Linked DNA regions of Homo sapiens: region 1 is linked to region 2. A link is an interaction called in ENCODE POLR2A ChIA-PET data of the cell type or tissue named here. Cell type or tissue: A673. All regions are shown on one strand. Links, peaks and the distances in the headings refer to the core of each region. The heading gives the core; the rest is flanking DNA.

The links. Peaks named below come from ENCODE experiments on the same cell type or tissue, not always from the same donor. Only the 100,000 strongest peaks of a DNase experiment are listed, where the experiment ranks them.
Region 1: POLR2A ChIA-PET joins it to region 2 with 13 read pairs; 6 of 35 experiments call an interaction of 5 or more read pairs at or near these places.

What each region holds. Positions count from the first base shown.
Region 1 is chr15:78,654,523-78,671,681 of GRCh38, forward strand. It overlaps a transcript of CHRNB4 not described here and the pseudogene RPL18P11. Among named protein-coding and RNA genes, the nearest start is that of CHRNB4, 22 kb to the left of the region's middle. RefSeq lists enhancers at 5,820-7,019, 16,973-17,159. In A673, for the core only: no CTCF peak of the experiment used is centred there; no DNase peak of the experiment used is centred there; H3K27me3 peaks cover 2,201 bases.
Region 2 is chr15:78,552,520-78,566,672 of GRCh38, forward strand. It overlaps CHRNA5 (cholinergic receptor nicotinic alpha 5 subunit), which reads left to right and starts at 13,001. Exons shown (of 6, transcript NM_000745.4): 1 at 13,001-13,306. The coding sequence starts at 13,201. RefSeq lists an enhancer at 12,199-12,388 and a silencer at 13,199-13,288. In A673, for the core only: a CTCF peak has its summit at 13,600; DNase peaks (open chromatin) are centred at 12,952, 13,332 and 13,592; H3K4me3 peaks cover 1,547 bases; H3K27ac peaks cover 1,087 bases.

The DNA of each region.
Region 1 (17,159 bases), core at 7,133-9,632, 97 kb after region 2:
GGGCAAACTCTTTAACCTCTCTGTGCCTCATGTTTTTCATCTGTTAAGTAGGGAGATCAAGAGTATCTTCCGTGTACGTGCTGTGAAAAATAGGCAATGTGAAATCCAGACAGGCAGATTCCGGAGTCCAGATCATCCCTATACTGTCTGTAACTACAGCACTCATCTAAGGTCTGGTGAAAGAGCTTTTTTAAAAAAACTTTTAATTGAGATATATGTATAGAATAGTTCACAAATAAATGTTCAGCTAAATGAATTTTCACAAACTGAACACACCTGTGTAACCAGCATCCAGCTCAAGACACAGACATTACCAGCACCCTAAAAGACCCCCTGTACTTCCTCCAGGTCCCCACCCTCCCAAATGGAGCCACTGTTCTAATTTCTAAATGGTATAGATTTATTTCACCTGGTTTTAAGAGTTTCCCCCCACCCCAACTTTATGGACGGATAACTGGAGTACAATCAACTGCACATTTTAAAAATGTACAACTTGATTAGTGTTGTTTGTGTTCACTCATGAAGCCAAAATTCAGACAGCAAACATTTCCATAATCCCCCAAAGTTTTCTCATGCCCCTTTGTCATCCACCGCTCCCTCCAATCCTGTCCCAGGCTGATCTGCTTTCTGTCTCTATAGATTAGTTTGCACTTTCTAGAATTTTGTATGAACACAATTATACAGTACATAATTTTTTTTTTTTGAGAGTGAGACTTGCTCTGTCACCTAGACTGGAGTGCAGTGGCGTGATCATGGCTCACTGCAGCCTCAACCCCCAGGCTCAAGCGATCCTCCCCCACCTCCCAGCCTCCCTATCCTAGCAGCTGGGACTACAGCTGCACACCACCACACCTGGCTAATTTTGTGTATATATACGTTACATATCTATATATATCTATATATCTATATCTATATATATCTATATCTATATATATCTATATATCTATATCTATATATATCTCACATATAATTACATATGTATATAAAATAGAAAAAATTAGCCGGATGAGGTGGTACTTACCTATTGGTCCCAGCCACTTGGGAGGCTGAGGTAGGAGGATCGCTTGATCCAGGGGAGGTCAAGGCTGCAGTGAGCCACGATGGTGCTACCACACTCCAGCTCGAGCAACAGAGCGAGACCCTGTTTCAAAAACAAAACAAAAATTGTTTTAGTTACTCTAGGTCCTGTCCATTTTCATATGCATTTTAAAACCAACTTTTCAAATTCTGAAAAAAAGAAACACAACAATGTCTGCTGAAAATTTTGGTTGGAATTACATTGAGTATATAGACAAACTGGGAAAGAATTATCATATTGGGCAATTTTGTGTCTCCCAATACAAAACATGGCATATCTCTCCATTTATTTAGTTCCTCTTCAATTTCACAGTGTTCTATAGTGTTCAGTGTAGAGGTTTGATAGATTTATTTTTAGGTATTTTATAAAATTTTTGGTGCCACTCTAAATGAGATTTTCAAAATTTCACTTTCAAATTGTTTGCTCCGACATACAGTTAGAAGGAATAAATTCAAGACTGGGTGTGATAACTCACACCTGTAATCCCAGCACTTTGGGAGGCCAAGGCAGCCGGATCACTTGAGGTCAGGAGTTTGAGACCAGCCTGGCCAACATGGTGAAACCCCATCTCTACTAAAAATACAAAATTATCTGGGCATGGTGGCACGTACCTGTAGTCCCAGCTACTTGGGAGGCTGAGGCAGGAGAATTGCTTGAACCCGGGAGGTGGAGGTTGCAGTGAGCTGAGACTGCACCACTGCACTCCAGCCTGGGCAAGAGAGTAAGTCTCTGTCTCAAAAAAAAAAAAAAAAAAGGAATAAATTCAATGATTGATAGCATAGTAGGGTGACTAGGGTTAAACAAAAATGTTCTACACTCATGAGATGGACAGCCTAAATACTGACTTGATCACTATGCATTATATACACGTAACAAAATTTCACACATGCCCCATAAATTTGTGCAAGTAAGTAAATAAAAATCACTTGTAGAATAAAGTAACACAAAGCAAAAAAAAAAATTTGCTGCTAAAAACTTTTATGATGAACTCTCCTTCGTTTCACAACAGGGATGTTGGGAGCACCCAGATATACAGGGAATTCCTGCAGCACTCATTGGCAAACGCTGTAGAAGATAAGATGTCAAAAAGCTGAAAGAAGAGCAGAATGACTAATAAGACTCCAGAGACGGGCATAAAAACCTCCCTTCTTCTGATTCCCTTAATTATACCTCTCACTTTCCAACACGGGGTTTGGGTTGCTCTGGTGGTGAGAGTTGGGGCAGATCCTGCAGTGGGAAAAGATCGAAGGCCCTGGGCCCTCTTATTCTACATTCTCTCCCTAGCACACCTGCATGCATAGCTTACAATATCTTCTGTACATTGGAGACCAGGCATCTGCCCTAAGTTCCAGGCATGTATCTCTCATAAGCCCTTAAACTCAGCTTCTCTAGAATGAAACTCACAATCTTCCCTCCAATTGTTTTTCTTTTCTTCTTTTTTTTTTTTGGAGACAGTTTCTGTCACCCAGGCTGGAGTGCAGTGGTACAACCCTGGCTCACTGTAACCTCTGCCTCCTAGGTTCAAGTGCTTCTCCTGCCTCAGCCTCCTGAGTAGCTGGGGTTACAGGCACATGCCCCCACGACTGGCTAATTTTTGTATTTTTAGTGGAGACCATGTTGGCCAGGCTGGTCTCAAAGTCCTGACTTCAAGTGATCTGCTCACCTTGGCCTCCCAAAGTGCTGGGATTACAGGCATGAGCCACTGCGGCCAGCCTCAAACCTGTTTCTTACCCAATGTTTCCTTTACTGTAAATGGCAACCTCCTCCACCAGCTGCACAACACCTAATAGGAATAGTAGTGAATATCCAGTAAATATTTGTTGTATGGATGAGTGAATGAAGATTGGTAGCATAGAAAGTGAATTTACTCTATATAAGTTTTGAAGAAAGTTAACTCCTTTGAGCTGGCTTGGGATGTCTCATGCCTGTTCCCATAATGCTAGAGGCATATTTATTTATTTATTTATTTATGAGACGGAGTCTCACTCTGTCACCCAGGCTGGAGTGCAGTGGCACGATCTCGGCTCACTGCAAGCTCAGCCTCCCGGGTTCACGCCATTCTCCTGCCTCAGCCTCCCAAGTAGCTGGGACTACAGGCACTCCCCACCACGCCCGGCAATTTTTTGTATTTTTAGTAGAGACAGGGTTTCACTGTGTTAGCCAGGATAGTCTTGATCTCCTGCCCTCATGATCTGCCCGCCTCGGCCTCCCAAAGTGCTGGAATTACAGGCCTGAGCCACCGCGCCTGGCTGAGGCATCATAATTTAAATAAAGTTCCATCAGACTCTGTATCAGAGCAGGTCCTTTCTCCTGTGTTGCTCTGGGACCTCACTGAGACCACAGCTACAAGCAGGGAAGAGGGTGGGGCACTTTTGATTCTGGGGACACATATATCATTATTCCTCACAATGACTGTCTCTTGTTTCTCTTTTTTTTTTTTTTTTTTTTTTGAGAAGGAGTCTCACTGTTGCCCAGGCTGGAGTACAGTGGCATGATCTCAGCTCACTGCAATCTCTGCCTCCTGGGTTCAAGATATTTTCCTGTCTCAGCCTCCCGAGTAGCTGAGATTACAGGTGCCTGCCACCATGCCTGGCTAATTTTTGTATTTTTAGTAGAGATGGGGTTTCACCATGTTGGCCAGGCTGGTCTTGAACTCCTGACCTCAGGTGATCCACTCACCTTGGCCTTCCCAAGTGCTGGGATTACAGGTGTGAGCCACCACGCCTAGCCTCTTGTTTATTTCTATATCACCTGGGCCTTGGCTCAGTCCTAGAACGCAGAGATAATAAATGTTTGAATGAATGAATGAATGAAATAACTCCATTGTCTAAGTACTATTTGTCCCTTTTTATAGATAAGAAATCTGGGGCTCAGAGACTGCCCTCCCTAGGAAGCAGCAACAACCGGGGGACAAACCCAGTCCTCTTGGTCCCCAGATCAGTGATTCCTCTACTGCATCAAGAAAGTTGTAATTACTTGCCCTTGGTGTCTTGGAAAAAAAGAAAAAAGAAAGTTGTAATAACTAAGTACAGATTTCATTTCATCTTCTTTCCAACTAATAGTTCTTAAGTGCTTCCTGCATACCAGGATGAAGCTATCAATGTCCTCTTGAAAGCACAGCTACAAGATTTTGAAGAGGGGGAAAAAAAAGCCTTTCTGCTAGGCCCTGACCTGAACCAATTCTTGGTTATCTAAAGCAGTGGCCTCCAAATAAAAATTCCCAAGACCCTCCCCCAGAAATTCTAATTCATGCATCTGAAGGAGAGGAGATGCCTGAAAACCTCTGTTATAAACACTGCTCTGGGCTGATGTGGTATATAGGCCAGCTGCTGCACACAGTTCAGCAGGAAGGCAGCAGAAAGGAGGGTGAAGAGTAAGCATCTTTATTACTTTATTCACATACATTAACTGAGCATGTACTATGTCCCAGTCACTGTTCTAAGTCCTAGGGATACAGTAGTGGACAAAACAAAATCCTTATTCTCCCTCATTCTATGGGTGGTGGGGGTGTAAGATGGGGAGACAATGACCAAGTAAAGAAATAGGGCCAGGTGAGGGTGGCTCATGCCTGGAGTCCCAGCACTTTGGGAGCCTGAAGCAGGTGGGTCATTTCAGCCCAGGAGTTTGAGACCAGCCTGGGCAACATGGTTAAACCCCATCTCTTCCAAAACAAACAAACAAACGCTAGCTGGGTATGATGGTTCATGCCTGTAGTCCCAGCTACTCAGGAGGCTGAGGTGGGAGGATCACTTGAGACTGGGAGGCAGAGGTGAGCTGAGGTCACGCCACTGCACTCCAGCCTGGGCAACAGAGAAAGACCGTGTCTCAAAAAGAAAGAAAGAAAAAGAAACATACAGGATAACTGCTGCTTGTGGTGGTGAAGGCTCTAGAGAAAACAAAACAGAGTGATGTGCTGCAGGGTGACAGAGAAGGGGTACCCTAGCTCTCTGAGGAGGTGACATTTGAGACCTGAATGACCAGAAGGAACCAACCCTACTCTGGGAGAAGAATATTATAGGCAGACAGAGTAGGAGATGGCAAAGTCACAGAGGGACAGTCTTGGCATGTGAGGCTGATGTTGTGTGAACAAGGAGAACAGCCTAAAATATGGTTAGACAGAGATAGTGAGGCAGGAATCATCATTTAAGGTCTTCAAATTAGGAAAAGGGTTTAGTTTCTTCTGGAGAGTTTTAAGCAGGGAGTGATGTGACATGATTGCTTTAATTGGCTTGTTTTAGCTGCTGGATGAAGACAAGAGTCTAGGGGTTCAATGTGGGAGCAGGGAACCAGTGAGGAGGCTCACAGGAGTCCAAGCTAGAGATGATGATGGGTGCGGTGGCTCATGCCTGTAATCCCAGCAGTTTGGGAGGGTGAGGCAGGTGGATCACTTGAGGCCAGGAGTTCAAGACCAGCCTGGCCAACATGGTGAAACCCCTTCTCTACTAATAATACAAAAATTAGCCAGGCGTGTTGGTGTGCACCTGTAATCCCAGCTACTCAGGAGGCTAAGGCAGAAAAATTGCTTGAACCTGGAAGGCAGAAGCTGTAGTGAGTCGAGATCACGCCACTGCACTCCAGCCTGAGCAACAGAGCAAGACTCCGTCTTAAAAAAAAAAAAAAAGTGAATATAAATATGACTACAAAACTGCCTGTGAGCTGCTACTCTGGGCACACTGCCTATGGGGTAGCCCTGTCCCACAAGGAGCAGTCCCTCTGCTGTTGCAGTACACTGCAGCTTCAATAAAAGTTGCTAACAGCACTGGCTCACCCTTAAATTGTTTCCTGGGAGAAGCCAAAAACCCTCCTGGGCTAAGCCCCGATTCTGGGGCTCACCTGCCCTGCATCAATATTCTCCTTTCTAGTAAAAACCTACTATGACGTGGCACTCTTCTGGACATTTGATAAACTTACCTCTGCTTTCCCATCAGGTCTGTGAGGTGGTGTAGTTCTTGCCATTTGACAGGTAAGTCGGCAGAGGCTCATAGAGGGCCCCACGTCACAGTCCCTGTAAGGGTCAGTGCGACGACTGGAACCCAAGTGTGTGTCACACTGACCTCATGCTTGTCCATCACTCCACACAGCCTTCGATGCAGGAAATAGGCTGGTTTCTGATGCACCTGGTGTCTGAGAGAAGCTTTGGTTCTTTCACTTTTCAGCTTTGCCCTGGCCTGGGCCCAGGCCCTACTCCCGAGGTCAGGCTTGTCCCAAGAGAGGCGGGGCTAGGGTGGGTAATTATCTCAGCGGTTGCTGTGAGCTCCATCCAGCTCAGGTGAGTCTTGGGATCCTGGCTTCTCAAACTTTCACGTGCACACAATTGCCTGGGGATTTGATTGAAACGCAGTTTCTGACTCAGCAGGACAAGGGTGGGGTCCACATTTCTTTCTTTCCTCTCTTTCTCTCTTCTTCCAAAATCTTTTTAATAAGAGGGTAGGCGCCAGGGTTAGTTTTTGTAGTCTCGGCTGGCCCTTTGACCTCTGGCGCGCTTGAACTTCCGGCCCTTGGAGCGGACGTAGGCTTTGGTGTGGCTGTGCGGCGTTCCTGGGGCCTTGCCGAAATGCCGGTACACCTCTTGGCCCTTGAGAGAACCAAAGAGCGGAATGGTGCTGCTGCCCTTGGGGGAGTCCAGGGCCAGCTGGTCAAAAGTGAGGATCTTGCCCCCTGCCCCGCCCTGAGGATGCGGCGGCAGCCCGGCTGGTCACACACAGTGCACACACCTTCAGGTTGAGAACCTCCTGAACCCGCACATCATCCATTATGGTCCCCAAGACCACGGCCATTTTGTTTTCCCGGCCAGGAAGCTTCATCTTCCGGATCATCTGAGCAACAGAGTGACCGGTTGGTGCGACTCATAAACAGCCTCTTCAGTACAACCTGGTTGAATATGGAGTTGATTTGTCTGGCCAGAAAGCTGTACAGCTTGACCAACAGCCTCAGGTAGATATCCCGGCTCTTGGGCTCCTTGCGCGGAACGTTTTTTGGTCCTTGTTGGGGCGGATGTCAACTCCCATGATGGCGCCTCCTGCTCGGCCAGTTCCGGAAAGCCAGGTTTCTAATTTCTAACAAGCCCCGGGTGATGTTGTTACCAAGGTCCACCTGCCACAGTTTATAGAGGGCCGTGGAGGTGGGAGTGGGGTGGGGTAGGCAGAGGAGAGAAACAGGAGGTTGCAGTTGGGACAGCTGTGCTCATCCTCACTTGTAACTGACTCTCGTAAATTGTCATTTAACTTCTCAACACCCACCCTCCTCCCTCATCAATATGATAAAGAAAGAACATCAGAACATCTGTGTTCTTGGTCTCCCAGGAAAGCCCACCCAGTCAGGACCCCAGGATGTGGCAGGCAAGTCCCTCCCTCCCCCTGAAGCCCCAGTGACTCCAGCTCTAGGTGCTTATGCTGGGGTGGGGGCAGGACACTGTGAATCTGCAGCTGCTCCCCACATTGTTGAGGGGAGCGCATAGTATGTGGGGAGAGGTGAGGAGAGGACTTTCCTCTTCCTAGAACTTCTGGTCTGGTCCCCAGGGCACAGGTGTTAATGAAGAAGGAGGAATGGCCTCTTCCTAATGGGCCTTTCAAGGCCTGCCAGAGCCAGCAGGGTGGGCAGGGGACAGGGAGGAACTTGTGCTTCCCGGCAGGGACAGGAACCCGCTGGATGCACCGCTTTGACCTTGGCTCATTGTAAACATGCTCTAATGTGGGGCGTTGAAGCCAAGAGATGGGACAATTATCATTGCAAGGGAAGTTATCTTAAAGTTAATTTATAAATTCCAGTCAAGGTCCTAAAGGAATTGTTAGAAGGGAGGGTGGTAGTGAACTTGGTAAATTCACTTTAAAATCACTGGTAAATGGAGAGAAAAATCAAGTAAATACTGAAAGAAAAAAAGAATGTAGGGGGCTATAACAGTTATAAAAGATATACCAATGTCATGTAGTAGAAAGCCCAGAAGTCCCACGTATACTTTAAATATTTAGCAAATGACACATTTGGCATTTCAAAATGGAGAGGAAATAAATATGGCTGAAAAAATTAAGGATTTGATCTTTCTTCAAACCGCATGCTAACATAAATTCCAAATGGGACAAATAGTTAAATATAAACAAGGAAAATAGAATGAAATAGAAGAAAACATTTATATAATGTCAACGTGAGGGAGGCCATCCTAAGTTTAACATGGAAATAGAAACCATAAAGGAAAGATTGGAAACGTGACTGCAAAAAGATTTATGATATAAAAATGTCATAAAATTAATAAGCAAATAAATCAGGAGAATTTAATGTATGTCAGACAGGGAGTTAATATCGGTACAAATCAATAGGAAAAAGACATATTCCCAATAGGAATGGGCACAGGGCATGAATATGTAGTTTAAAAATAAGTAGATATGGCTGGGCGTGGTGGCTCATGCCTGTAATCCCAGCACTTTGGGGGGCTGAGGTGGGCAGACCACCTGAGGTCAGGAGTTCAAGGCCAGCCTGGCCAACATGGTGAAACCCCATCTCTACTAAAAATAGAAAACTTAGCCAGGCATGGTGGCAGGCACCTGTAGTCCCAGCTACTCAGGAGGCTGAGGCAGGACAATCTCTTGAACCTGGGAGGCGGAGGTTGCAGTGAGCCGAGATCACGCCACTGCACTCCAGCCTGGGTGACAGAGCAAGACTCTATCTCAAAAAATAAAAAAGTAGAAATGACCAGTAAATATATGAAACAACTGTAACCATGAGAACAATAAAAGAAATGTGGCCAAACGCAGTGACTCACGCCTGTAATCCCAGCACTTTGGGAGGCCGAGGTATGAGGATTGCTTGGAGCTAGCAGTCCAGCACCAGCCTGGGCGGCAAAGTGAAACCCCATACCTACAAAAAAAAAAAAAAAAATTTTTTTTTTTTTGAGACAGTTTCACTCTGTCACCCAGGCTAGAGTGCAGTGCCGCGATCATGGCTCACTGAAACCTCTGCCTCCCAGGCTCAAGCGATCCTTCTGCCTCAGCCTCCCAGGTAGCTGGGACTACAGGTGCACATCACCACAACCAGCTAATTTTTGTATTTTGTGTATTCACCATGTGGTTCGTGCTGGTCTTAAAGTTCTGGACTTAAGCTGCCTGCCTCAGCCTTTCAAAGGGTTTGGATTACAGGCATGAGCCACTGCAACAACAACAACAAAAAACTCTCAAGTTTTTTTTATTTTTTTTAATTAGCTGGGCATGGTGATGCACACCTGTAGTTCCAGCTACTCCAGAGACTGAGGCAGAAAGATTGCCTGAATCCAGGCTTCAGTGAGCTATGATTGAGACACTGCATTCCTGCCTGGGTGACCAAGCGAGACCCTGTCTTAAAAAGGGAGGAGGAAGAGGAGGAGAGGACTAAAACCACAAGACACCTCTTTTTCCTGCTGAATTGGCAGAGATAAAAAAGATATAATGACAGCTGGACAGGGAAGAGTTTGAGTAAACAGACACTTATCCACTGCTGGGGCTGTAAACTGGAACAACTGTTCTGTAGGGCCAAAGCCCTAAAAATGCCCCATCTGTTTGTACCAGAACTTTTATTTCTAGAAATAGATCCTGAAGAAATAATCAGATGTGCAAAATGAATGCATCAATATGCATCACAGTCGCACTCACACATGGAATATTGAAACTGCCTAAATGTGCACCCATGAATCCAAACAACTTTCTTCTTGCTCACCCATCAGTCACCCAAGTCCTTCAGTCAAGTTTTAAAAACCAAAGCACCTGTGATTTAGCCTAAGGAGCTTTGCCCCCTTGTGCTGCACAGGGCAGGGCCAGATTGAGCTCTTTGCAGTGGAGCAGAAAGTCCCATCCAGCACTAGAGAAGTGAGTAGCTACTGAGGATTTAACTTGTGCTTTGTTTCTTGGTGTCCAGAAGGAATAGAAAGCATTTTCTGTCTCCCTAGGGACCTGTTTTTGTCTCTAAAACCTGGCTTCTTACCACTCTTGGGCCCTCAAAGCCTGACATGGTTGGATCCACCCCTCACCTCCTCCCCTGCTCACCACCTAGGAAGCCTCTTCTTAGCTCCAGCCACGCAGGTCTTCTTTCAGCTCTTCAAACTCATCATGCCCTCTCTGGCCACACAGTCTTTGCACATGCTGTTCCCTTTGCCCAGAACTTCTCCCATTCTCTCCTGCCTGGTTACTTCTGAACTTGAACGTCCCTGTCTCAGGAGGCTATCCTTGGCCTAAGTTTTTATAGGTTCCTTTTGCGCTCTGCATTCTACCTACAATTTCACATTAATTTATGCAAGTGTTTTGTTTCTGTCTCTCTCTCCCAAGATTCTCAGCACCATGTGGCAGTTGTATGTAGCTCCAGTATCCACACGGTGCATGACACATGGCTGGGCTTCAACACGGCTAACCCATGGCTCTAGGAGATTTTCTTTTATTATTTCTTTGGTAACCCCTTGCCCTTTGTTTTCTCTGTTCTCTTTCTGGAGTGTCAACTGGTTGGTTGAACTTGAATCAGTCCTTGAAGTATTTTATTTCTCCTCTTGTATTTTTTTTTCTTTTTTATGTTTTGTCTGCATTCTAGACATTCCATCAATTTTATTTTCCAAGCCATCTAGCAAGTTTTATTTTGGTAACCATATTTTTAATTGTAAAAAGTTACTTCTTTTTTGAGATGGAGTCTCACTCTGTCGCCTAGGTTGGAGTGCAGTGGCGTGATCTCAGCTCACTGCAACCTCTGCCTCCCAGGTCCAAGCGGTTCTTGTGCCTCAGCCTCCCGTGTAGCTGGGATTACAGGCACACCACTGCATCTGGCTAATTTTTGCATTTTTGGTAGAGACGGGGTTTCACCATGTTGGCCTGGCTGGTCTCAAACTCCTGACCTCAGGTGATCTGCTCACCTCGGCCTCCCAAAGTGCTGGGAGTACAGGCATGAGCCACTGTGCCTGGCCAAAAAGTTACTTCTTTTATGTTTGCACACACATGTTCACAGCAGCATTATTCACAATAGCCAAAAGGTGGAAACAACTCAAGTGTCCATAGACAGATGAATGGATAAACAAAATTTGGTATATCCATACAATGGACTATTATTCAGCCTTAAAAAGGAAGGTAATTCTGACACATGCTACATTAGTGAACCTTGAAGACATTATGCATGTGAAGTAAGCCAGTAACAAAGGACAATTATTGTATGATTTCACTCATATGAGATACTTAGAGTAGTCAAATTCATGGAGACAGAAAGTAGAATGGTGGTTGCCAGGATCGGGGCCAGCCAGGGATGGGGAATTTTTGCTTCATGGGTACAGAGTTTCAGTTTTGCAAGATAAAAAAGTGTTCTGGAGATGGTTGTTGATGACGGTTTTAGAACAATGTGAATATCCTTAATGCCACTGATGTGGTTAGACTTTGTGTCCCCACTCAATCTCATCTTGAATTATAATCCCCAGGTGTTTAGGAAAAGACCTGGTGGGCAGTGACTGGAGTATGGGGGCAGTTTTCCCTATGGGGGCAGTTTTCCCCATGCTGTTCTCTTAATAGTGAATGACTTCTCACCCGATCTGATGGTTTTATAACTGGTAGTTTTTCCTGCACTGACGCATACTCTCTCCTGCCCTCACGTGAAGAAGGTTCTTGCTTCCCCTTCTCCTGCCATGATTGAAGTTTCCTGAGGCCTCCCCAGCCATGTGTAACTGTGAGTCAATTTAACCTCTTTCCTTTGTAAATTACCTAGTTTCGGGTAGTATCTTTATAGCAGCGTGAAAACAGACTAATACAGCCACGGAACTGTACATTTAAAAAAGGTTAAAATGGTGAATTTTATATTATGTATTTGCCACAATCTTTAAAAAGATAATTGTTTCTCTGTTCCTTTTTTTTTTAATATCTTGGGTGTGTTTTTTTTAAGTTGTATTTCCTTGAGCTTTCCTGAGAATACACGTTTTCTTTATTTCTTTTTAATCTTTTATTCTCTGAAGGTTCTCTAAGGACTTCTTTGGCTCTTTCTCCTTCACTTTGGAAGCTTTTCTAAAATATATGGGGCTACCTGGTGTCCTTCCATATCTAAAGGAACTTTGTGCACAGGCCAAAGGGGGTTATGTGCACGCGGGCAGAGCTTAGAGTGGGAACCAGTCATTACACTCATGGACCCCTAAATGCCGCCATAAGGGGGCTTCCTCAAGGGTGCCGACCACTACACTAGCAGCACCTATCTCACCAGGCAGTATACACAGTTCTCTTTAGAGACAGTCTCTGATTTTTTTCCTTGGGGTAAGTGCCTGGCTGAACCCATGACTTGGGGGAAAGGGCATTAACTGTCCCTACCTGGATCTTCGTTTATTCTGCCTGTTCCAGCCCCATTTTCACTTTGCCCTCTGTGATACCTGCGCTGGAGCCTGGAGGCTCCCTCAGGTTCTCATAGGCAGATGGCTCAGCCCCGCTGCACCCCAGCCCCTCTAATCTACCCCACAGGTCTCTAACTCCTTTTCATTTTCCAGATGAAATCACTTGTCTGCTAATGACTAACGACTTTCTTCCATCCTCTTTGTTTCTTTTTTTCTTTTTTTTTTTTTTTTTTTTTTGGTTGAGGAAGAGTCTTGCTGTGTCGCCCAGACTGGAGTGCAATGGTGCAATCTCTGCTCACTATAACCTCCGCCTCCCGGGTTCAAGCAATTCTTCTGCCTCAGCCTCCAGAGTAGATGGGATTATAGGCACACACCACCATGCCCAGCTAATTTTTGTATTTTTAGTAGAGATGGGGTTTCGCCATGTTGGCCAGGCCGGTCTCAAACTCCTGACCTCAGGTGATCTGCTCACCTCGGCCTCCCAAAGTGCTGGGATTACAGGTGTGAGCCACCGCATTCAGCCTGTCATGTTTGTTGTTGTGGCTTAGACTGTTTAAAACACTGGTCCATCAGTTGAATGGAAGGAGAGGATATAAATGTGCCTTCTCAGTCCCCATCTTGAATCCCATTCATTCCCACAGCTGCTGCCCTAACTCAGCCTCATTTTTCTACCTGAGATATTGTGGCTCTGCCACCTCCAGCCCCTTCGTCCCCAGCACATGCTGCGACAGCCAGGGTGACCTTCCAAAAGCAGGAATCTGAGTGTAGATCCCTGTTTGAACTCCTCAGTTGACCTTTAGAACCAGCAGGATCAAATCTTCCATGACATTCAAGGCCTTTCGTGAGCTGGACTCTGCCTGTATCTCTAGCCTCATCTCTTTGTAGTTTCTCAGTGAGCTGTGCTCTTAGATGCCTCCTAATGTTAGCTCATGCTGGCCCCTGGCCTGGAACACTCTTTTCCCCCTTCTATTCTTAGATGGCTTGAATCCGTCTGCTGGAGGAAGGAATACTTATGCCCCTACTCTTGTTTTTTCCTTGCACGTGGAGGGAAATCATCAGGGTAACTCTCCTGGACTCCCATTTCCGCACCACCCACCTCCCTGCAGGAGCTCCAGCATTGCCTCCTCCAGACAGCCCTGTGTGATTGTCCAGTCTGGGGCAGGTTCCTCTTCTGTCCTTTACAGTCTCCGATATACTTAACACACTAAATGGCCAGGGCCTGAAGAGAGGCAGAGCAGAACAAGTCATGTTTGGTGGCTCCTATCTGCACAGCCCACATCCACGTCTTGGGGTACAGCAGGAATCTAAGCCCCTCTGGCTAAGCTGTTCCCATGCCATTCAGCATGGAGGCAGCAGTGCCTGTCACTAGGCAGGAGCTAAGTTCTGCATCCTCCTGGCTTACTCCCTCCCTCCTCTACTAGTTTTGGTTACCGGGATTCCTTCATAGCAGCCTCCCTCTCAGGTTAGCCTTTGTCCCCAATCCAGATGCCTATAGAGTCACATCACCATGGGAGGGTATGATTATGATTCCCCAAAACTGACCCTGCCCTAGAAGCCAAGTGAATTGTGCAGTATGAGTCCTGAAGCTCCTTTTGGGTTCACTCTCCAACTAACTCCATGTCTTTTTTAGGGAATGGTTTTTGTGACCTTGTCTGTAAGCGCTGGAGGTGTACGCATGCCTGATAGAAAGGTGCACAGAACCCATTTGTGTAGAAGCTTAAGGAGAAAAGAACCGGGCCAGGCACGGTGGCTCACCCCTGTAATCCCGGCACTCTGGAAGGCCGAGATGGGCAGATCACAAGGTCAGGAGTTCGAGACCAGCCTGGCCAACATGGCGAAACCCTGTGTCTGCTAAAAATACAAAATTTAGCCAGGCATGATGGTGGGTGCCTGTAATCCCAGCTACTTGGGAGGCTGAGGCAGGAGAATCACATGAAACTGGGAGGTGGAGGTTGCAGTGAGCTGAGATTGTGCCACTGCACTCTAGCCTGGGTGACAGAGCAAGACTCCATCTCAAAACAAACAAACAAACAAAAAAATATATATATATATATAAAGAGGCGTATTGAACAGCATGTCCCTGATTTTGGTGATCCATGTTTGAAATAAGTCTACCACAGACTGATAAATCTAAAATGAAACAAAACTCAGTGTGCCAAGTGTGGTACAATGCGGTCCTACAGTTAAATTGGGTTGTCCCCACTTCCCCTCCCCCAGAGATGTAGATGAGGTATGAAAGGGAGCAGAGCTGGCCTGGGAGGGAGAGGGGAGGAGGAGGAGGAGGAGATGGGGATGGTCGGCTCTGTTCCCTGAGGGAGTTGATTCATAAACTGCTACAGAAGTGGCTCAGAAAGCATGCTCTGAGGAACATTAACTTGTAAGCCCCTGCTACCAGCCCTGAAAAAGCATTCCAAACCAAATAGGTTTGGGAACCCAGAGCACCCAATGCCTCTCCTGGGGAGTCCCAATTTACATTGGCATATTAAAGGCTCTGAGAAGTCCCACAGTAAATAAACTTGTATATTTTTGATTAATCCAGTTCTTCCCAAATGTCTTTAAATTTGTTAACATTCTATGAAAATATTTTAAGAAATGTTGTGTACTTTAGGATTTTTCTACTCAAAATTTGGTTCCCAGCCAGGCATAGCGGCTCATGCCTATAATCCTGGCACTTTGGGAGATTGAGGTGGGTGGATCACTTGAGCCCAGGAGTTCAAGACCAGTCTGAGCAACATGATGAAACCCTCTCTCTACAAAAAATAAAAAATAAAAATAAATGCAAAACAAACAAAAACTTTGGTTGCGGGACCTGCAGCATTAGCATCACCTGCAAGCTTGTTAGAAATGCATAATCATAGATCCCGTCCCAGAACTACAGATTCAGAATTCTGGGGCTAGGGCCTAAGAATCTGCATATTAATCAGCCTTCCAGGTGACTTTTATGTATCCTGGGGTTGGATGATCCCTGCTTTAGGGCAGTGGTTTTCAAAGTGTGGCCCGTGAAATTCTGGAGGTCCCCAAAGCCTTTTTAGAGGATCTACAAGGTCAAAGTTATTTTCATAATAGACTATGATGTTAGCCTTTTGCATCGATCATGGAAAAGCAATGGGGAGTAAAACTTCAGTGCCCTAACCCACATCAAGGCGGTGGCACCAAACTGTTCTGGTGATCATAGTTTTCTTCACCATCACACACTTACAGCAAGTGGAACTTGGCATTTCATTTCTGACTGCCCTTGATAAAGCAAATATATATGTATTAATTTTGTGAAATCTCAACCTCTGAGTTCACATCTTTTTAATAATCTGTGAACAAATGGGAGGTAGACATAAAGCACTTCTGTTTCATAGCAAAGTATAAATATCTAGACGAAAAATATTTGTGCAGTCTTTGAGTTGCAAGTTGAACTAGTTGCATTTTTCATGAAACACCATTTTTGCTTGAAAAGATGGTGGACAGGACAGGCACGGTGGCTCATGCCTGTAATCCCAGCACTTCGGGAGGCCGAGGCGAGTGGATAACGAGGTCAGGAGATCGAGACCATCCTGGCTAACACGGTGAAACCCCGTCTCTACTAAAAATACAAAAAATTAGTGGGCGTGGTGGTGGGTGCCTGTAGTCCCAGCTACTTGGGAGGCTGAGGCAGGAGAATGGCGTGAACCTGGGAGGCGGAGCTTGCAGTGAGCCGAGATTGCGCCCCTGCACTCTAGCATGGGCGACAGAGTGAGACTCTTGTCTCAAAAAAAAAAAAAAAAAAAAAAAAAAAAAAAAAAAAAAAAAAAAAAAAGGATGGTGGACAAACTACTTATTCAGAGATGGATATTGTCTAAAAAATGAACAAAGTAAGCTTGCCACTTCAAGGGAAACTGACAGTACTTATAGGCAATAGCATTTGAGCTTTCAAGTGAAGATGAGAATTTTGGAAAACTTGTATTTGCTACCACAAGCTTAATATCTTTCCAATACTTACAGACTTTTCTCTTTCTTTTTTTTTTTTGACAGAGTTTCATTCTTGTTGCCCAGGCTAGAGTGCAGTGGCACAATCTCTCGGCTCACTGCAACCTCTGCCTTCTTGGTTCAAGCGATTCTCCTGCCTCGGCCTCCCGAGTAGCTGGGATTACAGGCACCCACCACCACACCTGTCTAATTTTTGTATCTTTAGTAGAGACGGGGGTTTCACCATGTTGGCCAGGCTGGTCTCGAACTCCTGACCTTGTGATCCGCCCGCCTCGGCCTCCCAAAGTGCTGGAATTACAGGCGTGAGCCACTGCGCCCGGCCACTTACAGACTTTTCTGATGAGATTGTGGTAAGAATAATAAACATGATTTTTTAAAAATACTATATGATAAAATGCATCAACATCTGAAAGATCTGCATAACTCAGAACACCAATATTTTCCAATTGACCAATGCATAATGTTACAAAATCATGCATAGGTAAAAAATCCATCTGAAGTGCAAGATAGATCAATGGATTTTAGAGTCACAAAGTACTGAAATTTCATCGATATGGTTTCCGAATCCACATTGCAATTAACCTTTAAGAAGTACCACTTGTTGAGTTTTGATGTAGTATTTAAGAAAATTATCCGCAATTATCTGAAAAGACTGTTAAAATATTCCGCCCTTTTCCCACACGGGCATTGACTGTATCTGAGCTTGCTTCTCTGGGCTCCGTAAAATAGGACTAAATGCTGAGGACCAGCAGGTGCGGGGGGACAGTCTGCTCTCTGGAGTCAGCAGATAAAATGCAAGGTGTCTGGGGCACCCAGAGC
Region 2 (14,153 bases), core at 11,654-14,153:
GAGAATATTTGTTTTAGCAGTGCAAAAATATTCCATACTCTGAAAAACAAAACCAGAAAGTTGATTCATTCCTTTATTGGACACTTACCATGTTCCTGATAATTTTAGGTGGTGGGGATATATGGATAAGACACGTCCTCGGCTCTTAACTTGCAGCCTTGCAGGAAAAGCAGATAATCAACAACAATATTGTGGAGGAGCGCTAGACTCCAGGTAGCTGTGTGCCGAAGAGTAGGGAGTAAAGGCAGAAGGAACTGCACGTGCAAAGGCTTGGCAATGGGAAAGCTTCACAGTAGCTAAGCAGAGCTAGAGCACAGCTTGCTGGGGAAATAAGAGAGAAGGTTGGAAATGTGCACTAGGATGAGAAGACAGCTTTGCAAGTCTTGAAGTTTGTGCTCTATGCAATGCAGAGGCAGCTGAGATTTTTTAGTGAATGAGAAAAACAATTACTCTGACTTGTTTAGAACAATGATTCTGGGAGCCCAGAAGATGGACTAGGTGGGAAGAGACAGAGTGAGTTAGGAGGCTACTGAAATAGGCAAGGAAGGATGAGGGTGTAAGACTGTAGTAAAGTGAACAGAGAGGAAGGGAAGCTGCCGCGGAATGACGGAGGACAGAGAAAGAGGAAGGGATGACAAGGGCATCAAATTCAAGTAGTCACAATCTGATCTAAAAGAGCACTCGGTGAACATGATGAACTACTCTTAAAATTTCCTAATGTCTTTTTTGTTACTATTGTTATAACCTGAAACCAATTAGAGTTAATATCCCTAGTAGGGAAGAATTCTGTAAACAACATTGTATATCACACGTCGGAGTAAACCCATGTCAAATGCTTTTTTCCCCTTCTTCTTCCAGGTATTATTCATTTGTATTCTTGCATGCACTGTCTGATCATCTTTTTTGCCCAATTTCTATCAGATAATTTAACTTTCTATAAATTCATTTATGAGCTCTTTTAAAGATAGTTCTTTGTCATCTGTGTTACCTTTTTTTTTCATTGTAGCATTTGCATTTTTATTTTGATTTTGATGCTGATGTACCGAAGGGTTGTTTTGTGTTTACGTAGACAAAGCTATCATTTAAAGTTCTTGTTAGTACAATGCACATAAAAATATTCCCCATGCCAAAGTACATCAACATTATTCTAGTAAATTTGTGGCTCAATCATCTTTATAATACACAATTTGCAAAATATAATTGTTAATCTCTTTTTAAAAGCAGTATTTAAATTAATCATGAAACTTTAATTCAATTGTTCAGACTACTTGGGAATTTTCCATTCTTGAGTGAATTCAGAATTACGTGAAATGATAGTTATTTACCTTTCTCCATTTATTTTTGTTATTTTTTGGTAACAGCCTTACTGAGATACAGTTCACATACCATACAATTCACCCATTTAAAACATACTTTTCAATGGCTTTCTGTATACTCCCAGGGTTGTGCGACCATCACCACAATTGATTTAGAACATCTTCATCACCCCAAAAATAAAACTCCACACGCTTCTTAGACATCACCCCCAAATCACTGCCCAGTCCTAGGCAACCACTCATCTACTTACTGTCTCTATGGATTTGCCTATTATGGACATTTCCTGTAAATGGAATCATACAATATGTGATCCTTTGTGTCTGGCTTCTTTCACTTAGCGTAATGTTTACAAGGTTTATCTATGTGGTAGTGTGCATCAGTAATTTCTTTACTAGATTAGAGAAAAAAAGCAGAGATTTATTATTTTTCTTCCATTGTATGGTTATACTACATTTTGTTTACTCATTGGCAAAAATATGAGTTATTTCTACTCTTAAGAATAATGCTGCTGTGAACACCCAGGTACAAGTTTTTTGTGTGGACATACGTTTTCATTTATTTTGAGTATACACCTTGAAGTAGAATTTTTGGCTTATTTTAAAATCCATCTTTATGCCATACATTAACATTAGTGATATGGATTTTTAAAAGAATCTACTTTGCCCTATTTTCTCCTATAAGAACCCAATAGAAATGGGAAATGGGTTGACTGTTTGAGTAAATGTATATGAATCTGTTAGTTATAGAAGTAGGTCTCACAGTTGGAGAGGATTTTCACTTCCTTTCATCTTGGCAGGAAGAATGTTTTCTCTAAGTTTCTTTATACTTAACTTTATACTCTCTAGTGAGAGGCCAAGTCTTTGATTCTGTACCTAAGAGCCTTATGTAATAACCTTCTCTGAAATATTAGGAATCACATGGAATGGGAGAATCCAGGGTAAACTGTCTTCTGATTCCTAAACAATCTAATAACTTACTTTTTCTGATTAGGAAAGCAATGCATGATCACTTTGAAAAATACACAGTGAATAAAATAAAAATCACCCATAATATCTTGCCCAGAGTTAGCCACTATTAACTTGTCTCAGTGGCCCAGTTTAGATGCTGAACGAGCATACTGGTAACCTTCAGCAAATTATAGGCAAGCCATTTTAAAATACTGTTTTATTTTGTTTTCTTTTGAGATGGAGTCTTGCTCTGTCACCCAGGCTGGAGTGCAGTGGCACAATCTCGACTCATTGCAACCTCCGCCTTCCAGGTTCAAGCAGTTCTGCTGCCTCAGCCTCCCAAGTATCTGGGATTACAGGCGCCTGCCACCATACTCAGCTGTTGTTTTTTGGAATTTTTAGCAGAGAGGGGGTTTTACCATGTTGGCCAGGCTGGTTTCAAACTCCTGGCCTCAAGTGATCCATCCGCCTTGGCCTCCCAAAGTGCTGGGATTACAGGCGCGAGCCACCGCCCCCAGCCTAAAAATACTCTTAAAGGAGAAATGTAAAAATACTTTTTCCTTCTAATTGCTTTTCTTTTCTTTTTCCTTTTTTGAGATGACGTCTCGCTCTTTTGCCCAGGCTGGAGTGCAGTGGCACCATCTTGGCTCACTGCAACCTCCGCCTCCCAGGTTCAAGCCATTCTCCTGCCTCAGCCTCCTGAGTAACTGGGATTACAGATGCACACCACCACGCCTGGCTAATTATGTATTTTTAGTAGAGATGGGGTTTCTCCATGTTGGTCAGGCTGGTCTCGAACTCCCGACGTCAGGTGATCCACCCACCTCAGCCTCCCAAAGTGCTGGGATTGCAGGCGAGAGACACCACGCCCGGCCTCTAATTGCTTTTCTAAAGTATTTTGCAGCCTTAGAAAGCCCCATTTCTCTTTACAGCAGAGTAGAAGCTATCATTTGTTGATTAAACAGTAAGTGTCAGCTACATTATAAATGTTAGTGCTAATTCTCACAACAACCTTGTAAACCCTTGAGGGCTTACTCTGTGCTCAGTGATTTAGAGGCAATCTCTCTATTGTGTAGTTGAGGAAACCAAAGATCAGAAAAGGTGAGTAATTTGTGCCAAGTCACACAACTCCAGTGCCATCATTCCATGCAAGCCATCACTATCATCCCTTGCCTGGACTTCTATAATAGCTGCCCATGGCCAGGCACAGTGGCTCACACCTGTAATCCTAGCACTTTGAGAGGCCAAGGCAGGCAGATTGCCTGAGTTCAGGAGTTCGAGACCAGCCTGGGCAACATGGTGAAACCCTGTCTCTACTAAAATACAAAAAAATTAGCTGGGCATGGCGGCATGCACCTATAATCCCAGCTACTCGGGAGGCTGAGGCAGGAGAATTGCTTGAACCCGGGAGGCAGAGGTTGCAGTGAGCCAAGATTGTGCCACTACACTCCAGCTGGGTGACAGAGTGAGACTCCATCTCCAAAAAAAAAAAAAAGATATTTTGCATATGAGCGTAACAATACGTTATTAGGGTCTTTCCCAGGGCCTTGGAAGGAGCCGTGCAAATGAAGAGGCTTGACTCTTAAGCTGCATTAGCTTCACAGTAAATTGGGGAAGTTCTCTGATGGGAAACCTATGCAAGGTTTAAGACATGTGTTCATGTGCTCCGATTGACATATTAAGAAGATCCCTCTAGCAGTGAAGGGGAGAATAGGTTGGAGGGGAACAAGCATGGGCAGCTTCTTTTTTTGAGACAGTCTTGCTTTGTCACCCAGGCTGGAGTGCAGTGGTGTGATCTCAGCTCACGGCAACCTCCACCTCCTGGGTTCAAGCCATTCTCCTGCCTCAGCCTCCCGAGTAGCTGGGACTACAGGCATCCGCCACCGCGCCTGGCTAATTTTTTGTATTTTTAGTAGAGACGGGGTTTCACCGTGTTAGCCAGGATGGTCTCGATCTCCTGACCTCATGATCTGCCCGCCTTGGCCTCCCAAAGTGCTGGGATTACAGGCGTGAGCCACCATGCCTGGCCCAAACTATCATTTTCTAGTTACTGTGATGTTTGTCAACTTTTACAAAATTTGTTCTGGCTTTGAGTGTTGTGGTCCAAAAAATAATGTAATTTGTTGAAAATTTTTTTGTTCTAAGTAAATATCCAATTTCACACGCAATTTCACATTTGTACTATCATATTCTTTTTCTATTTGTAGAGATAGGGTTTTGCTATGTTGCCCAGGCTGAGTCTTGACTTTAACTCCTGGGCTTAAGCGATCCTCCCTCCTCAGCCTTCCCAGTAGCTGGGACTACAGGCCCGTGCCACCACACCTGGCTTGTATTGTCATATTCTTTGCTTAAAGAGGACTCCTTCCCACCTGCCCAAATAATACAATCTTCAATATAAACCGGAATTAGCCCCAGCTTTCCATTGTCCCCCTATCTTGTTGAGAATCTGTACCCCTGATTCCTCTCTGCCCCTCCCTCTCACAAACTTCTTTATTCTTTTTTTTTTTTTTTTTTTTTTTTTGAGAGACATGTTCTCTGTCACCACAGCTGTGGTACAATCATAGTTCACTGCAGCCTCAACCTCCTGGGTTCAAGTGATACTCCCATCTCAGCCTCCCAAGTAGCTAGGACTACAGGTGTGCACCACCACACTCGGATAATTTTTATTTTATTTTTAGTAGAGATGAGGTCTCACTATGTTGCCCAGGCTGGTGAACTCCTGAGCTCAAGTGATCCTCCTGCCTTGGCTTCCCAAAGTGCTGAGATTACAGGCATGAGCTACTGTGCCCGGCCGTAGCAAGCTCTTTTCTACCAAAGGGTCTTTAGCTAGATCACCCCTGTATCTGGAATGCTCTTCCCCTCCATCCTGCATGACTGCCACTTTCTCCATCTTCTGTCCTAACTCAGGTTATCTTGTCAGGAAGGCATTTCCTGACCACCTGATTAAAAGTAAAATCCCCTACCCCCCACTGCATCAATTTCTAGTTATTCCTCAAGTTTTGTTTGTTTGTTTGTTTTTGTTTTTGAGACAGAGTCACACTCTGTCGCCAGGCTGGAGTGCAGTGGCACAATCTTGGCTTACTGCAATTTCTGCCTCCCGGTTAGCTGGGATTACAGGCATGCGCCACCACACCCAGCTAATTTTTGTATTTTTAGTAGAGACGGGGTTTCACCATGTTGGCCAGGATGGTCTCCATCTCCTGACCTTGTGATCTACCTGCGTAGGTCACCCAAAGTGCTGGGATTACAGGCATGAGCCACTGCACCTAGCCCTCCTCAATAGTTCTTATCAAATTCTGAAATTATCTTGCTTACTTGTTTTTTATTTTATTTTTAAAGACAAGGTCTTATGTTGTTTTTTTAAAGGCAAAGTTTATTTTTTTTTTTTGAGATGGAGTTTTGCTCTTGTCACCCAGGCTGGAGTGCAGTGGCGCACTGTCTGCTCACTGCAATCTCCACCTCCTGGATTCAAGCGATTCTCCTGCCTCAGCCTCCCAAGTAGTTGGGATTACAGGCACATGCCACCACGCCCAGCTAATTTTTGTATTTTTAGTAGAGATGGGGTTTCACCATGTTACCCAGGCTGGTCTTGAACTCCTGACTTCAGGTGATCCACCCACGCCAGCCTCCCAAAGTGCTGCGATTACAGGCATGAGCCACCGCACCCGGCCAAGGTTTGTTTTTTCAAGACAAGGTCTCAGTCTGTTGGCCAGGCTAGGGTGCAGCAGCAGGCATGATCATAGCTCACTGTACCCTTGAACTCCTGTGCTCAAGCGACCCTCCCACTTCAGCCTCATAAGTAGCTAGGACTACAGGTGCACACCACCACACCTGGCTAATTAATTTTATTTTATTTTATTTTTTTGTAGAGATAAGGGGGCTCTTGATGTTGCCCAGGCTGGTCTGGATCTCTTGGCCTTAAACAATCCTCTCACGTCAGCTTTCCAAAGTGCTGGGATGACAGGCGTGAGCCCCCTCGCCCGGCTTTGTTTACTTGTTTATTGTTTGCATTCCTTCCCAAGGCAGTACTTTCCAAGAATTCAGGGACATTAACTATCATGTTCACTGCATCATTCCTAGAATTTGGTGTATACGTGAGTTGTTTCTTAAATATTTGTTGAACGAATGAATGAATAGCTGGGAGTGACAGCAAAGATTCAAACTCATGTTTATCTGACTCCACAAATCAAAGGCTGTGCGATTCCCAATATGCCAAGAGCTCTCTGTATTTCCCAATCTGTTATCCCATAAAGCATTGAAAAGATCATGTGTGTGTTAGAAACACAAGCAGTTTCAATTCTGGTTCACCAATGACTGAGAAGATCAGATACAATCAAGGATCAAAATACCCTTTTCCATACAGGTGACTTGAAGTATTCTTCAGTTTTCAAAAAATTTAAAACACCTAAAATTAATCAGCCATGTTCTAGAAGAGCAAGGAAAGATTGTGTCTTGTGTGAGACAGCTGTGGAACTGGAAATTACCAAACGATTTCCAATTTTAAGAGATTTGGATCAGGTGGCTTAGAATTAGATTAAAGACAATCAATTCCCTGAAACAATCAATGCCATACATAATCTTCCGAAGGAGCTTTTTCTATTGCTGAGAGGTTGCTCATCTGGTCTTGTTTCTTATCCCTATAGAAACCTTGATGTCAATTAGTATTCCACGGGAAATGAAGCTAGATGAGAAAGTGAACCCTTGCTAAATAAATTAGAAGAGATGATAATTAAAGCAGAGATTCCAAACCATATCAGAGAAGCAGCTCTATCTTCATTTTACCATTACTTCCCTAAAAGCAATATATGGCAGTTTACAAATTACACATGGAAATGAAATATATTTAATTTTGGATTTTTTTGTGCTTTTGAGAATCAGAATTTTATAATATCTCTTGACTGAAGGGGAATTAATCTGGGAACCAATAATTTGGCAATCAATACATTAAATTCTAAGATGGCAGTTCTCCTGGTCTATAGCCACAAATATCTGGAACATTTGTGGTCTAAACCTGCAGTATAAATTGTACTTTGGATTCACTTCTGGTATACATAGCAGTGTCTATAAATACCTCTCATGTCCAGAATAGAAAGCCTGAGGGAGAGATAGAGGCTAGATATTTGATATTAGAAAAATATTCCAATTCTACCTTTTGCACAGAATTGAATATTTGTAATTGTATCTTGTAGATATCAAATTAAAAGCATAAGTTTCATTTTAACATTTATAATAGTATATCATCTATGGAGAACAGACAATACATATTTATATTACACACATTTATATGTTCCTAATAAGGTGTCTTTATTTAGTAGACAAATGTTGAACTTTTGCATATTAAAAATTATTACTCAAGGACTTTATGGAAATTCATATTTGTCTTAAAAAGAAAAATTATTTTATAACGTAATTCATCACTCCCAGATTTAAAAGCTTTCAACATTTAGGGGACATGGGATATTGTATTGCACTTTCTTAAAATAAAAAACAGTATCTTCATTTTTAACAAGAATGTTTTGTAGGCCAGGTGTGATGGCTCATGCCTATAATCCCAGTACTTCGGGAGGCCGAGGCGGGCGGATCACCTGAGGTCAGGAATGCGAAACCAGCCTGGCCAACATGGTGAAACATCTCTACTAAAAATACAAAATTAGCCAGACGTGGTGACGCATGCTTGTAATGCCAATACTTGGGAGGCTGAGGAAGGAGAATCACTTGAACCTGGGGTGCGGAGGTTGCACTGAGCTGAGATCGCGCCATTGCACTCCATCCTGGGCAACAAGAGTGAAATTCCATCTCAAAAAAAAAAAAAATGTTTGGTAGCTGAATTGCCATTTCCTTATTAACATGCGTTTTTCTATTGGTAATTGAACCTGTGACATTGTGTGATATATACGCTATTATTAAATTCTATTGAGAAGGCTTAGTTTTATATATGGCTTATATTTTTGTGATATTTGATTTTATGCATTACTATTTAGTTATTACAATCTAATAAAAATGTGGCAAATTAATTTTCTTCTTTAAAACTCTCCACATTAAAATATGTCTGTACTTTTACATTTTGATTGTGGTCACTGAAATAGCCCTTGAAAGAGACCTTTACTTCTTATATCATTTCTTATGAAGGATTGAATTTTAATATCCCATCAAAACTTGCTTTTTTCTTTTAATCTGTGAAAATGAATTTAATTTCAGCAGTAAAATTGACAGCATCCATTTTTATCTTTAATTAACTTTTCAGTTTGGCTTTCATCTTAAAGGCTCACGGCAGAATTTATTACCAAGCCATAATAGAAGTGCTGAATGGAAGATTCAGAGAAGCTGCCTAGCTCTGAATTTAGCTCAGTTGACCCCATTATAAAAAAGAAAAGTGAACAACATTGATATAAAAGACAACTCATTAGGCCATACCACTCACAGATGACAATGTTTATTTTTGATGTCTGCTATTTACTTGGCCTCCTAATTCCCTTTCCATGCACTCTCTTTTTAACTCCAAAGCACCAACTGCCCTTTACTTAAGGGTTTTGTAAGGATGAAAGTACGTCAGAGAATAATTGCTACATAAATAATAATAGCTACCATCTATTGAACACTCAAGCACTGTGCTAAGGACTTTATGAACTTTACATTCTGTGAGGCAGGTTTTATGGCACTGTTTAAAAAGTTAGTAATAGGGCTTAAAGAGATTAACTTTAGTTTAGTGAATGGTTAAGTCCTTGAAGTCAGGTCACCTGGATTCGAATCCCTGCCCACTATTTTCTAGCTCGCTAGCTCTCAGATCTTTGGATTCATTTATTCAGTGAAAGTAATGAGCAGAGGGAGTACAGGGCCCAACTTAGAGAGATTGCTTTCATACAAGAAGTGACGATCAGCCCAGTGCTGAAGGAGGAGTAGGAGTTAGGCAAGGCAGAGGAGGAGGAGGGGTGGAGAGAGATTAGTCCAGGCAGAGGGAACAGCATGTGTGAAGGCCCTAGGGTGGGACTGGGCTTGGTGGTTCCTGGACTGAAGGGGCCCATGTGGCTGGAATTTAGCATGCAAAGGGGAGGGGTGTGATGTGGAGTTTGTGAGCGTAGCGGGGGCCCCTCTAAGAATCATGACAAGGACTTGGGATTTTGTTTCTGTTTGAAGACAATCACTCAGGCTGCCATCTGGAGAGTGTGTTGGAGGATGCAGGGAAGGAGACCCAGTGAGAGGCTGGGGCAGGAGTCTAAGATAGAGATGCATTTGAATAAACTAGGAGTGGAAAGGAGATACAAGAGATGGATTCAAAATAAATTCAAGGCTGGCCAGGCACGGTGGCTCACACCTGTAATCCCAGCACCTTGGGATGCTGAGGCAGGTGGATCACCTGGAGTTCGAGACCAGCCTGACCAACATGGTGAAACACTATCTCTACTAAAAATACAAAATTAGCTGGGCCTGGTGGCGCATGCTTGTAATCTCAGCTACTTGGGAGGCTGAGGCAGGAGAATCACTTGAACCTGGGAGGCAGAGGTTGCAGTGAGTTGACATCGCACCATTGCACTCCAGCCTGGGCAACAAGAGTGAAACTCCTTCTTAAAAATAAATACATAAAAATAAATAAATAAATAAATAAATTCCAGGTAAATAGCACTTAGAGTTGAATTAGACTCGGTGGGTGAAGCAGAGGGAGGAACTCAGGATGACTTCCAGTTTTCTAGCTTGAGTAATTAGTCAGATGGTGGTATCATTGATTGAGATGGGAAGGCTAAGAGGATAACATGGTTTGGAACATCTTAAGTGACATAACTAAGTGATTATGATGTAAAGTACATAGTCAAATACACTGGAGCTCAGAGGTGAGATCAGCACCTATCTGAGTATGAATCTGGTCATCATCAATATATGGATGGTATTTACAGCCAGGGAAGTGAATAAGATCACTGAGGGGGGAAGTTTACAGAGACAGAATAGGTCCCAGATTTGAGCCTCTGGAATTTCCAACATGCAAAGCCTGGGTAGAAGAGGAGGAACCTGCCAAGAGAACTGAGAAGGTGTTGGCCAAAACAAGGATAATAAAAGTACCACTCCTGTAATATTGATACTAAATGAACTAGCATATTAAAACGTGTTTAAATTCTTACAGTCCCCATTACTTAGCAGTGTTAAGATAATTGTTAAATTCTACTTTCTATGGCAAGGTACTGACTGGCAAGTAGGTATTATAAAGGTGAACAAGACATAGCCCCGCTGGGTATGGTGGTTCACACTCCTAATCCCAGCATTCTGGGAGGCCGAGGTGGGAGGATCTCTTGAGCCCAGGAGTTTGAGACAAGCCTAGACAGCATAGTTAGACCTTGTCTCTACCAAAAAAAAAAAAAAAAGAAAGAAACAAACAAAAAAATCAAAACTAAAAAAATTAGCTGGTTGTAGGGGTGCACCCCTGTAATCCCAGCTACTTGATAGGCAGGGGAGGGAGGATCGCTTGAGTTTGAGCCCTGGAGGTTGAGGCCACAGTGAGCTATCATCACACTGCTACACACTCCAGCCTGGGCAAGAGTAAAGCCCTGTCTCTACTAGGAAAAAAAAAAAAAAAAAAAAAAAAAAAAGACATAGCCTCTAGGCTGAGAAATCCACTATCTAGTAGAGAACATAATTATGGAGAAATAGATAAAGAGAAGGCAGGTGGCATTTGAAATGAGCCTTGAAGAAAGCGTGGGTTTGGATATTCAGAAGAGGGGAGAAGGAAGGATAAATGAAGACAGGAAAGTGTAATAAAAATTCCACAATCTTCAGAGGAAAAGGTGGTGTCTGGGATGCAAGAACTGTGTAATAGTCCCTTTGGCTAAGTCTCAGAAAGTTGGTAGATAGATGCCACTTTAGGGGAACTTTGTAGGTGGTGGCTGCAGCAACAGCAGCAATTTTCATTGTCATTTGGTCAGCTAATGTCTCCTAGCAGTGTGAAGATGCCTGTTATCAGAGTCAGGTGTAGCACCATATCCAGCAACCATGAGTAATTGGCGTATCCCCCTGGAAAAACCATGTAAGATGTAGACATTATATTCTGATTATTTGTTTGGATTTTAAAATGCCCAACAAATGTCACGCTTTGCCTTTCACTTAATAGCAACAATTAATAGTGTTTTTCATAGATTATGTAAATAACCATCATTCTCATGATTATTGATATAACATCTAGGAGTTCCAATTATACTTGCAGTGGCTGCACTGACAACCATTTCATTCTAGTTTTGCCACTGACAGGTACTGTGACCTTCAGCAGTTATTCAACTCCTCTGTTTCAAATCAGTTAGCTGTAAAAGCAGAATAACATTTTAAAGTCATCCAAACACTGTTAGGATGAATTGCATAAGTGCCTGTAAGTCCCATAAATTCTTCAGAGTAAAATGTAAATTTGCAGTGAAAGGATGATAGGTACTGTCTTTCATTTCTGTGCAGAAGTGCAATTAATTACTAATCTGGTTAACATCTTGTGCATCCCTTTTCTGTGGCCCCTTTGTTTAAGTCCTGTTTAAACAGATTGGCTCCATTGGATGTAATTTACATTTTTCCAGCTGTATTTGGACCTAAGAAGAGCATCTTCACTGAATTTTGCTGTTTAGATTCTTTGCAACCAGGTTTAGTTTTTCACAGATTTACTAGTCTGGAGGGTGGAGTGAAATTTTTGCTCACAATGAGTCTTAGAGGTGTCACCTCCATAAAGCGTTCTGTGAAGAGTCAGCGGCTCCCTCTGCCACTGAAGTTTAAAGATAATTCGCCTGAATCCCTTCAGCCAAATGAAGCTTTCTAATTATGGACAGAGAGGATGAAATATAGGGTCTGGAGGGATTTGAGACGGGTTTCCAGCAGTCGGCACCAATCTCCACCAGAGGTGCTAAGTGTCTGTAGCAGATAGTCACTAATATTTACAAATGTTAATTGATGACAACACGGAGGGCGATGCCCACGTTTGAGGCGACTGCATATCATTTCCGGGGATGGCTTGAGTGAGTGTCAGAGCTGTACCTTCCCGAGTCCTCTAGTTTATCTGCCTCGGTTCCTCGCTTCCAGACGAGGAAACAGGCCCAGAGAGGAAAGTGACTTGCCCAGGGTTGTCTCGCTGGTCCACAACACAGGTCTCCTGGTGGGGACCCCTTGGCTGACACGACAGCCCCAGGAGGCAGTCAAGCTGCGACTGGTACTTCCTGGTGAGAAAGACTTGAGTGGGCAGCGGGGCCCATGGAGAGCGCTGCAGCCTGGAGCAAGTCCCCCACCACTGTGATTCTGCCCCAGCCTCCAGCTTGTTTCTTTCTGATCACAACTCGGAATTACTTTATTTACATTTTCTATCAGCTGGGAGCAATCTGTCCCTCTGCTTCCCCTTTTGGTGCTGAGCACAGAGCAGACATCAATGAATAGCTGTTATCTTAAGGTGTGCAGTGACTAGGCCAAGGACATCCGGTGGTTAGAGAAGGACGCGCCTGCGATGCCAGCCTCAAGTCTTTGCCTTCCTGGAACTCTGCTCCAGGGTCGCACCTGCCCAAAGGAAGGCCTGGAGGCGGGGGCCAGGGCGATGGGGCTGGGCCAGGCGTGGAAAAAGAGGAGCTAGGAGCAGACAGGGTTGGACCAGAGGCGGGGCGGGGTGGGGAAAGGGTTGGTGGGGATCGGAGGCGGGGCTATGAATAGACCGGACTGGGCCAAAAGGAACAAGGCGAGGATTGGGCGGGGCCAGAGGGAAATAGGGGCGGGGCTAGGCGCCGGGAGCTTCCACATGCGTCCCGAGCCCGCCAGAAGCTGCTAGGCTGAGGCTGCTGTCCCGGCGGGAGCTGTGGCGCGGAGCGGCCCCTCTGCTGCGTCTGCCCTCGTTTTGTCTCACGACTCACACTCAGTGCTCCATTCCCCAAGAGTTCGCGTTCCCCGCGCGGCGGTCGAGAGGCGGCTGCCCGCGGTCCCGCGCGGGCGCGGGGCGATGGCGGCGCGGGGGTCAGGGCCCCGCGCGCTCCGCCTGCTGCTCTTGGTCCAGCTGGTCGCGGGGCGCTGCGGTCTAGCGGGCGCGGCGGGCGGCGCGCAGAGAGGTAAGCCCGGGCTGCAGAGGGGCGGGGCGGGAGCTGGCCCGGACTCCACATCGCGGTGCCCAGGAAGCCGCCAGGCGACGGCCGCCGGAAAACCTGGTTGCGAGGGGAGGTGGGTTTTTTTCTCCTGGGGGCTTGGAGTGAGGTTTCAGTTTAAATGTCCAGATTTGCTCATTTAAATGCAGAGAAAGGGCTACTTGGGTGGGTTTTCTTTGTTGTTCCACGACCTGCATCGCTGGAGACTACGAGGCTGGCTTAGCGTATACTTCCACACAACTTTTTCAGTAAAAGATGCCACTCTTGTCCAGCAGGGCTTTCCTGTCCTGGTGGCAGCCAAGCTTCCCATTTTGTTGCCCATTTACGGGATATAGAGACTCTGGGGTTCATTCTAGGGGTTGGGACTTATCTTCCACCTCCTGCCCGCCGCCTCTTCCTCCATCCCTGTCCCCTACCCACCGCAGCATTTGAAAACCTTTCCTTTCGCCGGAGATGAAAGGTGTGTGTTGTAGCAGGCTAGGCGGCCAACTTCCCTGGCTTCGGGGCTAATCGTTTGCATCCAGAGTTCCTCACTAGCTCCTTAGAGCACAGCTTTTTTCAGCCTGCTGTTTTTCAAGAGGTTTTGGACAGGAATGGAAACAACAAAAGAAATCGCGTAGTCCTACATGTTTCAAGTGCTTGGGAAAGTTTTAGAGTCAGTTCTCTCAATACCTTGAAGAAAAACACGTTTGTGGAGCAGCTATGGTGTGATCTAAACGTAGAAAAGCTAAGCATCCGTTAAGCAAGATATGATTACAGAAGTTCACTACGTCTGTATTTCAGGTTTTATGAGTGAGTTTCTTAAATAGTGGAA